Regions from separate parts of the Homo sapiens genome. Here region 2 is linked to region 1. Evidence: chromatin contacts called from ENCODE Hi-C or POLR2A ChIA-PET data. All regions are on one chromosome and are shown on one strand. The core of a region is the stretch at or near the end of the contact, and the rest is flanking DNA. Distances in the headings are between cores, read along the strand shown.

Region 1 (7,453 bases), core at 2,578-5,077:
GGGCAACACAAGATGTATATGGTTCTGAAGTTCTTAGACATTTTGACATATTAAAGAAACAACTTGCAAAGAATGGAAAGAAACCCCACTACACTCCAAAAAGGGGACGAAAAATAGGGTGACCAGCCTTCAAAATATTTTTAGCTCACGTTTTGTATACTACTAGTGTTGAAAGTGGGGAAAGGGCCGGGTGCGGTGGCTCACGCCTGTAATCCCAGCACTTCCAGAGGCCGAGGGAAGTGGACCACTTAAGGTCAGGAGTTAGACCAGCCTGACTAACATGGTGAAACCCTGTCTCTACTAAAAATACAAAACTTAGCTGGGTGTGGTGGCAGTCGCCTGTAATCCCAGCTACTCAGGAAGGCTGAGGCAGGAGAATTGCTTGGACCCGGGAGGTGGAGGTTGCAATGAGCTGACATGACACCACTGCACTCCAGCCTGGAAGACAGAGTAAGACTGCGTCTCAGGAAAAAAAAAAAAAAAAAAAAGGAAAAAGGTTGATTTTAAGCAAAAACTGATGACCACAGGAAGGACTATGAAAAATAGAAGTGATTTTTCCATATAGAAACAATTTCAGGTCTTAAACACAGAAACGTGAAAGAGAAATATTACAAATGAGTCAATTCAATTATTCAGTTTGTTCATCTGATGACATATGCAGGAAATTTTAAAGTCATAGGATAGCCTCTCTTTGTCATGGAACTTGGCCAAACCCTGCTCTGCCTACCACTCTATGCATGCTGAAGGAATGCAAATTAATTTTATCTTAAGTTAAAAAAAAAAAAAAGCTGCCAAGCACGGTGGCTCACGCCTGTAATCCCAGCACTTTGGGAAGCCGAGGCGGGTGGATCACGAGGTCAGGAGTTCAAGACCAGCCTGACCAACATGGTGAAACCCCTGACTACTAAAAATACAAAAATTAGCCAGGCGTGGTGGCACGCGCCTGTAATCCCAGCTACTCAGGAGGCTAAGGCAGGAGAATCACTTCAACCCGGGAGGCAGAGGTTGCAGTGAGCCAAGATCATGCCATTGCACTCCAGCCTGGGTGACAGAGAGAGACTCCACCTCAAAAAAAAAAAAAAAAAAAAAAAAGCTAAGTGTCTGCAGTCCCCAAAATGATTAAGTGCATTAAAAACCAAACTGTTGTAGTTATCATCTATCTATAAAATGGTTCTCTTTAGTATACTAATAAACGAAGACTGCATTTCCACCGTGCAGGGGAAAAAAAACTCCTGCAGATCTATGAATTCTGACATGTTTTCTGTTTCTTATTTTTGTTAAAAGGAGCCTTTGTAATACTAGGTGTATATCATCCTATACAAAAATAAGCATTACCTAAATAAAAGTAGCATATTATTTTTTTCCTAGTGCTATATATTTATCCCAGTGGAAACTGAAATAAAAAGGTGAGCTCCAAACTGAAATCATTCTGAAAAGCTAAATTTGGACCACAGACATTGTTATTCCAAAGTCAAGAGAAATCAAAAATAAACCAAAAAAAAGTCTGGTTGTCAGTGATACATAAGTGTACCTTGAGCATTAAGTAGCACTTCCTCCTTTCCAAAACAATTCATGTACAAAGAATGACTTCTTTTACTTACATTTAGTCTTCTGGGTGGAGGTGGTTCAGAAGGATTGCAGAGTACATTTGAACAGGGGGGACATTTGGTTTCATCTATCATCATGAAGGTGTCATAGACACCATCCCCCAACCTAGTTAAAAGGATTACAGACAAAATCTGTCAGGAACTGAAGAATATAGAATCCTATGTCTTAACTGCTTCATATCTGCTACAAGGAACAGTAATAGAAATAAATGTCTACACTACATTTTGGCACTGAATACAAACAACTGGGGTATTTGGAAGAGGTACAGAGGAAATCCAACTTTTGTTTTTCAAGGACAGCATTTCTAGGTTTGTATTTTAAAACAGTTGAAACAAGTCCTTCTGAATGTTGTTAAACACAATAAGGACTATCAGAAGGATCTCATAATAACTTACTACTTGAAAATAAAGGCTAGTTTGAAACTGAAGCTCACAGAGAAAAAAACAGACCAGAAAAAACTAACAGAGGTAATAGTTTCTCAAGTCAGAGACTTGGATTCTAATCTCAGCTCTAACACTGGCTGTGCTACCTTCTCCTCTGAGCCTGTCTTCCCCAGTGCTACCTTCTCCTCTGAGCCTGTCTTCCCCATGTTAATGGGAAGACTAGCTCCAGTCTTCACACTTCTGGGTCTTACAGGCAAGAAATAAAAGGCCTTTTTAAGGCTGTCTTCTCTTTATTCATTTACTTACTTACCTACTTACATCTACCTAACCTGCAGAAAAATACAGTAAGTACTACAGCAAACGCTAAAAGGATGCTCTAAATTATAAAATGTATTGAATTTACTTCTCTTTCCACTTCATTTTCTGGTGGATGGTGGAGGCAAAATTCTAAATGATTAAGGATCACTTCTCTGTTCTTTAACACTGTGGCTCCACCACTGTAAGGGAACACAAAAGACGGAGAGGATTTATTTAATCCACAAGATGGCCCTGAATAATGTATTTCATCTGCTACCAAGAACACGGATTTCCCAGTTACACACATCAGCATTTCATTGTATCATTTTACATGATACACTATGAATATAACAATGATGATGTTGCAGAGGAATAATTTTTTAACGTCTTTTAAAATATCCTGGAATATTCTGGTCACCTTAAAAACTGTTTTGTGAAATTCATTCTAGAGTTTTCTTTATAGATGTGTTATAAAAATATAAAGGGAAAAAAACCGCTACAAATATTTTTGGAATGCTCTTTTTAAAAACATGCTCACATTCTGATAGAATTATTTATATTTTTAACAGGGAATGGCTTCACCAACAGAAACCAAATATTCTGGATGTGACTGACCCTTTGCCATAAGCCTGATAAAACAAACCAGGATAGGCGTCCACATATATAAAGAAAAAGAAAACGTGCAAAATTGCCTAGTGACTAACAGCCAGAGGAAATTAACAAGAGTCTGCATGCAAATAAAGCGGGGAGCAAGGGTCTCTTCTCTCCATTTAGGTGTAAAATACAACGCAAGGTGGGGAATCTCTCAAAATAGGATCCGGAGAAAGCCGTACCCAGCATAGCCCATAACCTGTACATTCGAAGCTAGACCGCACCCCTCACAGCAAACCCCAAGAGTTCAGCCGTTGGTTATCCGCTCTAAGCAACAGGGCTTCTTTCCAAGGTATTGCTCCCGGGCTCCCCCCCTTTAATAAAAAGCCCCACAAAAAGTCCTAGATTTTCGTAATCCCTTAACATATACCCCGATCTAGGGTTTCAGAGGGAATCCAGGGGTGGAAATTCTTCTTGCTCTAACTCCGCTCTAGCCCCGTCCCCCGCGCCCGGTGAGACAGGGATGGGGGGAGGGGGCCCTGATAGAGAGGAGGTGGGGGCGGTCCCGGGGAGGCAGTCAGACCCCTGCCCTCGTCCCTCCTACTGAGGGCTCACTCTACCTCCTCCCCACCCCCAAGCTTCGCTTGCCAGCGCCAGCCGCTCCCTGTGGCGCCTCCAGCCCGTTACCCCGTGGCGCCGTTACCTCCGCTGCTGGGGCGGGAGCCCGGCCCCAGGCGGCCCCGCATCCTTCCGCCCAGGCCCACGAGCTGTGCCTCCCATCTCCTAGCTCGGGACCCCGCGCGGGGAGAGGCGCCAGTTGGGGGTCCGGTCGGCCACGCCACCTACGCCGGGACGGCTGCCTCCGCGGCGCGACGCTCCCACGGGTACTCTCGACCAGACACTGCAGCTCAGCGCACTTTCGCTCCCGACTGGCCCCGGCTGGGAAGTGGGGAGACGCAGCTCCAGGGGCGGGAGGGGGAGCGGTCTGGTCGCCTAGCAACCGCGGCACGCCCCCGGGAAACGCCTCGGCGCAGCTACGGGCTGACGCACAGGGGCGGGGCCCGTGGCCGGTAAAGGCCACGCGGCGCTCCTAGCGGGTGCTAGTACTGGCGCGGGAGGCGGGAGGTTGGAGGCGAGGAGCTCGCGGCCTAGGCTGTTTGGGTCCCTGGCGCGAGCTGTAGACGGAGAGAGGGGTCCGGAGAAGGAGGGGTGAAAGTAGCAGTTAGCCCGCGATCTCAGAAGGGCTGCCCGCCCCTCACGGTCCCTTAATAGCACGTTGCGTCCTGGAAGTTCTAAAACGTCCCGCTTCAATATGAATTTTAAATTAGTGAAAACATATGTGTATTGTTTTAGGCTTTCCCACCGCGGGGACGGCCCTCCGGGGGTTGGTGAGTTACATAAGAAAGCAATAATAATAAACCCATTTATTGACACGATGCTTCCATTTATGAACATTTGATCTCAGTAACGGAGGTACCCGACGACTTTCGTCTTTTACAGACTTAGCTGGGATGCAGAATAGAAGCTGGGCCTTTGTCTGACTACCCTGCAACAGTCAGCCACAGACGGGAAGGCAGCGCAGGAAACTGAGGCCAAAGGAGCCGCGCTTCCTCATGAGCATGAAGCGGCAAAGCCTGAACTAGAAGCTTCTAACGCCTAACCGTCCTCTTGCCGCACCAGGACCTACCTCTGCAAGGCCCTTCCTGACTTTTTCCTTAGAATGTGTGTATATGTGTCTTTTTCCTTTTCTGATGCTAAGACACCTCAGAAACACCAATGTTAAGCAGATTTCCATCGTTGGAGGTTAAAACACCCGAATACAAGTGTTTTCTTGAGTGTGGCATCTGGTCAGATGTTTTATGGGTTGGTTTGTTTTTAAAAAAAAAAAATTTCCTGTTAGATGGGTGGTAAGAACCAGTCAGAGTTTGTAAACCCACCAAGCACGAGGCGGTCGGACCGTCCAGATTCTGGAGTCCAGAAGACACCAAACGTTCTCAGAATGCCGAACGCGGGCGCCACCTGGTGGGACTAGAACGCTTATTGTCCCAAATCAGCATAGCACACAGTTCCCATAAATCTTAAAAATTCCCATCCAAGGCTCATTTCCGTGTGACTAAAAGTCATATTCTCTGTTCTCGTGACTCCAAGTAAAAATGTCCCTAAAGAGCCAAAGTATCTTCACTGTATAAACTAATAATCTATTGGTTTGGGGAATTTTATTTTTTGTGATCAATGTTACTTTAGCCTTTCTATGATATACATATAAATAAAAAAGTTTTCTTCCATGATGATTTTTTAAAGTTTATTTTATAAATAAACTTTTTCTTTTTGTCTCTCCCTTCCCCCACTTTGCAACCAGAGCAATTCTGCTTTCACAGGGGTTTGTATTTGGGCTCTTACGAAGCTTTTGTTTGAAGAAAGAGTTCCATGGCAACGCAAAGATTGGACGAGGTTACTGTTGAAGTCCCTTCCAGCTCTAAGATTGCAAAATTCTATTAAATAATCCCCGTTCTCAGTACTTATGTAGACACCTCAGACCACTTTACTGCCCTCCCTAAACAGTTGAATGAGACTTGCCCCCACATGATTTCTTACCTCATTCTGAATCACTGCTCGTGAGAGGATTGCATCCGCAGTCTGTGCTTAAGACACATCTTCCAGAGCCAAGTGGAAGGGTTCCTGCTCCCTTTCTTGCTCCTAAGGTGGGAAATACAGAGGCCGCCTTTGTCTTTCGCCTATTGTTCCCATGGTCAAGGGAAAGAGGACTCCTCGAGGGTGCTGGAGCTTCATAAATCTCTGACCTTAGTGACCCAATGTTTCTTCAAAGATCCCCTGTATGATGGGGTTAACGTCCCATAAGGGATCTGGCAGGAGCCTCCACACCCCTGCTGAGCGCTGCCCTGTCCCCTCCAGCTCCCAAGCAGCTTCCACATCATTCATGCCCTTTCTTCCCCTCCAAAGCCTCATTCAAGAGTAGTTTAAAATCACCATTATCATTCTCCATGCAGTTAAAGTCAGATTTACCCACCATGAATTAGCCAAAAGTCATATAAGATGCATGTCTGTCCTTTGAAGCCAATTCCAAGACATCTGCAAAATAAGGTACCTGCAAGTTCTAATACATTGACTAAGGAAATAAACAACAGTAAAAAAGATGCAACTATTCCAGGATCTTAAAAACCCACTGGGACATTCACAATGTGATCAAAGTTTCAAATGCACAGATTAAGAAAACATCCCCGTGGCCACATTTACCTGGAATTTTGTGATAAAATAGCTGTTAGTAGGTTATGTTAAGTTTGGACAAGTTTCATTGACATTTCTGTACAGCAAAATGTGCCATAATGCCTACTGTGACATGTGCATCACAGAATTGGAAAATATTTTTTAAAAATCACTGGAGAGAACCAGTGAAACTTACTTTTTTCCTCAAGCTATGTTAACCTCAAATTGACCCGTGTTCCTGAAATGTATACTTGCTATTTTTTTCAGAAACACTGAAATCTAGCTCACTGGAACACTAAAGCCATGGCTTATTTTTCTGGAGCCTCAGAAAACTGTCTCTCTTCTATACCTCAGGCATCTCCTGTTCTTATGCCCTCCCCTCTCCACCAAGATTTGAAAAATGCCCCTTATTAACAAAGCAAACAAAAGCCATGCCCGCAGTGCTGTAGTACAGCTACAACTAAGACACACTTAGTTCTGTGTCTCCTAAACCCTAAAGGTTGTCCTTATTATCACAAACTCTTCACCTATTTTTCTTTTCCAAAACTTTTGCCATCTTTTTCCACTTGTTCCTCCTAAGTCAGCGTGACCAGTTCCACCTATAGCCCTGAGGGGTCCTATGAAGCTTCATTTCTGAAATCTTGAAACCAAACCAGGAGTCTTTCTAATCATCATTACCATTTGCTAAGTATTTATTATGTTCCAAGCACTATCTGAAGCACTTTAACATATTTGCTCATTTAAAACTCACAGTAGTCCCGTGAGATAGGTATTATCTCCATCCTACACTTCAGAAAACAGTCTCAGAGTTTAATAACTTGCCCAAGGTCACCCAGCCAGTAAGTGATGAACTGAAATTCAAACCCTGGTCTGTTTGGTTGAAAAACTCAGCCCCTCGACTGCCTGTATTCCACCTGTATTCCCTGAGCCTGGCAGGCTAGCCCAGGCTAGACCACTGGACCCTTGAATTCTGTGACATAGTTTCTCTTGATTTAAGATTCTGAAGATGGTAAGCAGAATGATAGTTCCCCAAAGATGTCCGCATCCTAATTCCAAGAATCTGTAAATATGTCACTTTACTTGACAAAAAGGGACTTAGCAAATGTGATGAAGTTAAGGATCTTGAGATGGGGTGATTTTCCTAGATTATCTGAGTGGGCCCACTGTAATCACAGGAGTCCTTTTAAGATGGAAGGGGAGGCCAGGTGCAGTAACTCATGCCTGTAATCCCAGCACTTTGGGAGGCCGAAGTGGGCGGATCACCTGAGGTCAGGAGTTCGAGACCACCCTGGCCAACATGGTGAAACCCCGTCTCTACTAAAAACACAAAAATTAGCTGGGCATGGTGG
Region 2 (7,136 bases), core at 1,416-3,915, 210 kb after region 1:
TGTTCTGAGCACATTTAAGGCAGGCTAGGCTAAGCTCTGATGTTCCCTAGGCTAGGTATATTGAGTACATTTTCAACTTACTATGGATTTATGCGTACGTAACCCCATTAGAGGCCGAGGAGCATCTGTAGTATTCTACATGATATAGACTCTTTCACATTTTGTTTTTTTCACTTAACAACATATCCTGGGAATCTCTCCATATTAGTTCAAGGAAATCTTACTCATTCTTATATAGTACTCCATTGAATGAATGTCCCATAGTTTCTTCAACCACTCCTCTATGTATGGGCATTTAGGTTGTTTCTAATACTTTGCAACTACAAACAATGCTGTCACAAATAACCTTGTGCGCATGCATTTTTGTATTGTTGGAGATGTAACTTCATGGCAAATTTCTAGAATTCCTAGGATCTGCTGGATCGTAAGTGCATATGAAGTTTTGTTAGATACTGCCAAATTCCCTTCCAAAGAGTTGTATCAGTTTGCATTCCCATTAGTAACATATAAATGTGCCTGTTTCCCCAGAGCTTCACCACAGTAATGGTGAAGCACTCACGCACTGTGGCTGTAAGGGGCAGAAACAGGTACATTCATGCCACAATATCTGGAACCTGCCCACTTTTCAGCAAATACCACAGCTAACACCCTGGTCTAGGCCGCCATCATGTCTTCCTCAGGCTACTGCAGTTGCTTCCTGTCTCCTTCTTACAGTCTTAGCTCCATAGAGCATCAGGGATCCTTTAAAAAGATGACTCCCTGTTCAAAATTCTCCAGTGGCTTCCCATCTTCCTCAGAATAAAATCCAATCCTAGCACATGAGGCCCTAAGAGTCTGGCTTCCAGCTTCATCTCCTGCCGCTTCCTTTTTCATTTGCTCTGCTCCAGCTACGCTGGCTTCCTGCATATGGCAAGGATCTCTGCACTTGTTCCCGCTCCCCAAGATACTCTTCCCCAGATATCCACAAGGCTTACTCCCTCACAACTCTGCCCTAATGTCACTTTAGGAGAGGCCTTTTCCCTGAACCAGCTTCAAACAGTGTTCCCTCTTCCTTCTCCATCCCCTCACCCTGCTTTACTTTTCTTCATGACATTCACCAATACCTGACATACTGTATTTACTGGCTGATCAATTGGTCATTTGCTTATCCACCTTTCAGTGGAATGTAAGGTTTATGAAGGCAGAAACTTTTTGTTGGGATATAATAAGCAACTAATATGTATTCGTTCAATGAATGAAATGTATGCTAATGAACAGTGGCTCAGACTTTCTTCTTCCTATTGTCTCTTAGGCACAAATAATTCATCCTCCCCTGAACTCCGTTTGGACTTTTCTTTGCAAACTGTTTGACTGTTAATCATTACTATCTTGTGAAATTTCTTATACTCTATTCTGAATTACCACAGCTTATCCCTTTTTATTTAACTTATCACTTGCTTACTTATTTCTCCCAACTGCATCACAAAACCACTTAAAGACAGGAAGAGTATATTATTCCTGTTTCTGTTTTCCTGCATGGCAATGCATGGTACCCAGCATTGATCAGGGACTTGATAAATTTGTTGACTGTTCAATACTGATATACAATGCTGTTACTTTAAATGAATAGGGATAAAATTTAAAAATTATAGCTGATTAGAATGAGATCAATTGTAACCATGCTATAATAATTACTATTCCAAAAATGAACCTGAGCAATGTCCCAGTTTACAGGGAGAGAAAAAGACAAGGAGAGGGAGAGAGAATAGCTGCCTCTGAATTTAGACAAGCAATATTTTATCTACCTCCTTAGCTCCAGAAAGGTCACTCTGCCCCTTTTCCTATCACAGAAAGAACAGCATCTAAAAACAATTTCTGATGCTCAGTTCCTAGAAATTTTCATAGCACTAGTTCTGTCCTTTATAAACACTCTAATCCCTGGGAAATCAATTCTCTGGCAATTATTTCGATCGCTAAATTCTGTCCAATGAGACCAGTAGCTGGTGAGGAATGGTGTTTATAAGATTCAGCTTCATCCAAGTAGAAGAGAGTATGATTTCACCTAGGCTGAGAAGCAGCCTGCCTCTGCAGATTCTCAAAAGTTGGATACAACTTTAAGACCAGCTACTAACTCAGCCCTTGGCCATGCTGTATCCAGTGAGACCAAACCAGAACAAAAACTGATTATTAGGAATCACTGCAACATTGGGAAAGGAGTTGTTTTCAAACTAGTCTGGTACAGAAAGTGACAAAATGGTCAGGCTGTACAGTGGGAGATACCCACACTTGCAAAGACTGTGAGTAATGGTGAAACTACTGTTACCACATAATAGCAGCTGTATTTACATAACAGCTGCAATTTCAAACTTACTCTCAAGCTAAAAAAATGCTGCGTGATAAGTGGCTGAGGCATTTTGTGTCAAAATATATGATGCATTTCTTTCAATGTCTAGGTGTGGCTATTTTGAGGTAGCAAAAGTTATGTGGACAAGTAAGAATTTATTCCTTTTCTGAGAATGCCAGGATGGGAAGTCAATCTCTATTCTTACTCTACAAAGAATTCCTGGAAGTTCTTCCCAATCTTTGCACAAATATGGACAAGGCTGTCATCCTGCTTACCGTGTCTGCTGATAAACCGGATACAGCTTTCCACCACCAGAGGAATTGCCTGGCTGGAGTCCTGAAAAGCCAAAGGGAAACACAACATTAGAATATTCAAACAGGGATAGCCCAGGGTCAGAGAAAACGGGCCAAACCGTGCAGAACTGTCTTAGCGGATCACCAGCCGGTCTACAAAGAAGCACCTGGCCTGTCCTCCAAGTTCCAGAGCACAAAAATACAACCACCCACATGGAATGCTACACAGATGCCTTAAAGTTAGCATGTCCTAAACAAAACTGATCATCTTCTGCCCCAAACCAGTTTCTCACCACCTTCTCCACCACCTAATTAATTAATATTCTGTCATGTCTGCCTTCTAAATATCTCTCAAATCCATTCGCTTCTCTCTATCTCAACTGCCCCCAACCTAGTTCAATCCACCAATACCTCAATTCCCATCCTTGCCATCTTCTGACCCGCATTTCTCTTCCTTCACATAGTAATTAGGTAATCTTAAAAGGGCACATTTCATTATTTAAACTCTTTCAAAGACCTCTCATTACTCTCTTACACGGCCTTGCATGCCAGGAATACTGCCTGTGCCTCCAGTTCCACTGCCTGTTCTTTCCCCTAGCTTCTGCTACAGCTATGCTGGCCACGTTTCTGTTCTGCAAAGTCCTCCTTTGCCTCGTGGCTTTGCATGAGCTGCTCCTGCTGGGGGTATGTTCTCCTCAACCCTGACTGTGACTCCAATGTGTGGATGTGAATATTTGTTGGCACTTGTCACCACTACAGCTCAAACTTCACAAGAGCAGATCCTATGTCAATTCCTGGGTGTCCAGGGTTGGCCATGATGCTCTCACATAAGAGGTGCTCAATTATTCTCAGTTGAAGGTAGCAGAATGAACCAATGGGAGCTTCAGAAAGAGGGTTTGTTTGGTATAAAGGTAAGATAGAAAAGAAAAACTAACTCTAAATAGTGGGGACTAACAGGTACTAAGCAAAGAAGCAGGCCTCCCAGATGTCAATCTTTGCTCTGTTGTTTTGCTTCACAGTCTGGCTCATGTCACTGAACTTTTTTGGGCCTCAATTTGCCTTCTACAGACTGGGGAGGGGACTGGAGGCAAGGAGAGTAATATTTCCTATTAACACATGAACATTAGTGCCTACCATTTATAGAGGAATTTAAAGAGGTGTGAGGCCATGTACTAAGTCCTTTAGATGGACTAGTGCTGGTAACAATCCTATGGAGTACATATTATTATTATTATACTCATTAAAATGAAAAAGTGAGGCCAGGTGCGGTCGCTCACACCTGTAATCCCAGCACTTTGAGAGGCCGAGGCCAGCAGATCACTTGAGATCAAGAGTGTGAGACCAGCCTGGGCAACAGACTCTGTCTCTACTAAAAATAGCCTGGCATGGTGTTGCACACCTGTGGTCCCAGCTACTTGCGAGGCTGAGGTGGGAGGACTGCTTGAGCCCAGAGGACAGAGGTTGCACTGAGCCAAGATCAAGCCACTGCACTCCAGCCTGGGTGATGGAGCGGGACCCTGTCTCAAAAAAGAAAAAGAAAAGAAAAATGAAGAAATGAAGGCTTAGTGAGGTTAAGTAGCTGCTATGGTCACACAGCTGGCAAGTGGCAAAACCAGGATTCAAACCCAGGCAATCTCCCTCGGAGACCTAACACTTTGCCACTACCCATACTGCACCCTAGGCATTCAGCAAACATTGCCAGGTGTGCATACCAAGTATTACTCAAAACTAGTAGGGTTTTATTTTATATATACAATTTCTTTTTCTTTTTTTTTTTTTTTTTTGAGACAGAGTCTCAATCAGTCGCCCAGGCCAGACAGAGTGCAGTGGTGCGATCTCAGGTCACTGCAAGCTCTGCCTCCCAGGTTCATGCCTTTCTCCTGCCTCAGCTTCCCGAGTAGCTGGGAATACAGGCACCTGCCACTATGCCCAGCTAATTTTTTTGTATTTTTAGTAGAGACAGGGTTTCATTGTGTTAGCCAGGACGGTCTCGATCTCCTGACCTCGTGATCCGCCTGTCTCGGCCTCCCAAAGTGCTGCGATTACAGGCGTGAGTCACCACGCCCGGCCTATTTTATATTTTAAATTAATTTATTGTTTTTAGAGACAGGGTTTCCCTCTGTAGCCTAGGCTGGAGTGCAGTGGTGCGATCATAGCTCAATGTAACCTTGAGCAAATAGTCTCAAGTGATCCTCCTGCCTCAGCCTCCTGAGTAGCTGGAACTACAGGTACCCAGACCACACCCAGCACGTTTTTATTTTACATAGAGGGTCTTGCTATGTTGCCCAGGCTGGTCTCAAACTCCTAGCCTCAAGTAATCCTCCTGCCTTAGCCTCCCAAAGCACTGGGATTACAGGTATGAACCATCGTGCCTGGCCTAAACCAGTAGGGTTTTATAATGCAGCTGAATGTACAATAATTCAGCTGTGTGGAAGAAAGAGATCAGGGAGAGGGGACCGAACTTAACTAGAAAGGGCTTTAGATGTTCAGGACAGAGACCAGACTGTCAAGTGCGATGGGTCTGTGTAGCTTCTGCCCGTTTGACAGGTCTGCGTGGATCCCCCCCCTGGCTCTGAATTTGCCACTGTAGCCATAGGGTTTGGCCACTATTAGGCAAGCAGCTGGGTCTCACAAAAAAGTCAGGCTGAGAGAAAAGCTGGCTTAGCCTCTACCTCTCAAGCTTTCTGGGAACCAGGGATGATGCCAAAGGGAGTACTGTATGTGCCAAGTTGGAGCTGGTGTCAGGACGGTCGCAGCGACCCAAATGCTCATCTTCATGACCCCCAAACCCATCTGCTTCCTCCAGCTTTCCAGCTACAGCAGCCAGTGTCTGTCCTCTTGTCGGCATCACTGACTGGCTGGTTAGGCTAGGGTGATCTCAGGGGAAGAATCTTTGTCTTCTCTTCCCTATTCTAAGGAAGAAACTGGGTTCCACTATGAAAATGCCAGAAAAGCTCAATCTGGGGGGAGTCTTTTTATGTTTACAGACTTCTGTTATTACATTTCTCATTTACAAATAATAGCAGCAGAAGAATGAAACTAGATCCTATCTCTCACCATATAGAAAAACAAATCAAAATGGATTAAAGACTTCAATGTAAGACCTGAACTATGAAATGACTAAAAAAAAAACCATTGGGGCAATGCTTCAAGGGTACTGGTCTGGGCAAAGATTTTTTGAGTAAGACCTCAAAAGCATAGGCAACAAAAGCAAAAACAGACAAATGGGATTATCTCAAGCTACAAAGCTTTTGCAGAGCAAAGGAAACGATCAACAGAGTGAAGAGACAACCTAAAGAATGGGAGAAGATATCTGCAAACTATCCACCTGATAAGGGATTAATAACTAGAATATATAAGGAACTCAAACAACTCAATAGCAAAAAACCAAACTATCTGATTAAAAAATGGGCAAATGATTTGAATAGGCATTCTCAAAAGAAGACATACAAATGGCCAACAGGTATGTGAAAAAATGCTCAATGTCACTAATCATAAGAAATGCAAATTTTTAAATAATCTCACCACAATTAAAATGGCAATTATCAAAAAGCCAAAAAATAACAAATGCTGGCAAGGATGCAGAGAAAGGGGAATGCTTGTACACTGCTGGCAGGAATATAAATTAGAACAGCTACCGCAAAAAAACAGTATGGAAGCTCCTCAAGAAACTAAAAGTAGATCTACCATATGATCCAGCAGGCCCACTGCTGGCTATAGATCCAAAAGAAAAGAAATCAGTATATTGAAGTATCAGTGTAACTGCACTCTCAGGTTTATTGCTGCATTATTCACAATAGCTGAGATATGGAAGCAACCTAAGTGTCCATCAATAGATGAATGGGTAAAATGTGGTATATATACACAATGAAATATTATTCAGCCATAAAAAAGAATAAAATTCTGTCACTTGCAGCAATATAGATGGAACTGGAGGACACTGTGTTAAGTAAAATTAGCCAGGCACAGAAAGATAAATACTGCATATTCTCACTTGTATCTATAAGCTAAAAAATTTGATTGCATGAAGGCAGAGAGTAGAATGACGGTTTCTGGAGACTGGGAAGGGTAGCGGGGAGTGAGGGGTCAAGAAGTGAGGTTGGGCCAGGTGAGGTGGCTCACCTGAGGTCAGGAGTTCAAGACTAGCCTGGCCAACATGGTAAAACTTTGTCTCTACTAAAAATACAAAAATTAGCTGGGCATGGCAGCAGATGCCTGTAATCCCAGCTACTCGGGAGGCTGAGGCAGGAGAATTGCTTCAATCCAGGAGGTGGAGGTTGCAGTGAGGCAAGATTGCACCATTGCACCCCAGCCTGGGCGACAAGAGTGAAACTCCATCTCAAAAAAAAAAAAAAAAAGAAGTGAGGTTGGGCAGGGTGCAGTGGCTCACGCCTGTAATCCCAGCACTTTGGGAGGCTGAGGCAGGCAGATCACCTGAGGTCAGGAGTTCGAGACCAGCCTGGCCAACATGGCGAAACTCTGTCTCTACTAAAAATACAAAAATAAGCCAGGCGTTGTGG

Evidence for each region. A loop is a pair of places that touch in the nucleus more often than their neighbours do. ChIA-PET counts read pairs that join two places held with the same protein, here RNA polymerase II (POLR2A). Pooled maps may share reads with other maps.
Region 2: a loop to region 1 is called in a pooled map, with 2.8 times the contacts of the local background. The contact joins the enhancer-like site here to the promoter of DYRK3 in region 1. A Hi-C loop is called at or near these places in 3 of 50 pooled maps. POLR2A ChIA-PET finds 5 or more read pairs at or near these places in 3 of 52 experiments (BJ, GM12878 and activated T-cell).

What each region holds. Positions count from the first base shown.
Region 1 is chr1:206,631,910-206,639,362 of GRCh38, reverse strand. DYRK3 (dual specificity tyrosine phosphorylation regulated kinase 3) reads right to left here and starts at 3,827. Exons shown (of 3, transcript NM_003582.4): 1 at 3,583-3,827; 2 at 1,602-1,713. The coding sequence starts at 3,659. DYRK3-AS1 (DYRK3 antisense RNA 1) reads left to right here and starts at 3,695. Exons shown (of 2, transcript NR_183645.1): 1 at 3,695-3,763; 2 at 4,380-5,167. RefSeq lists silencers at 3,388-3,497, 3,548-3,967.
Region 2 is chr1:206,425,685-206,432,820 of GRCh38, reverse strand. SRGAP2 (SLIT-ROBO Rho GTPase activating protein 2) reads right to left here. Exons shown (of 23, transcript NM_015326.5): 14 at 2,599-2,659. Among named protein-coding and RNA genes, the nearest start is that of IKBKE, 41 kb to the left of the region's middle. Within about 2 kb of position 2,665, at least 6 of the 41 ENCODE cell types and tissues checked have a DNase peak (open chromatin) inside an H3K27ac peak, as active enhancers do.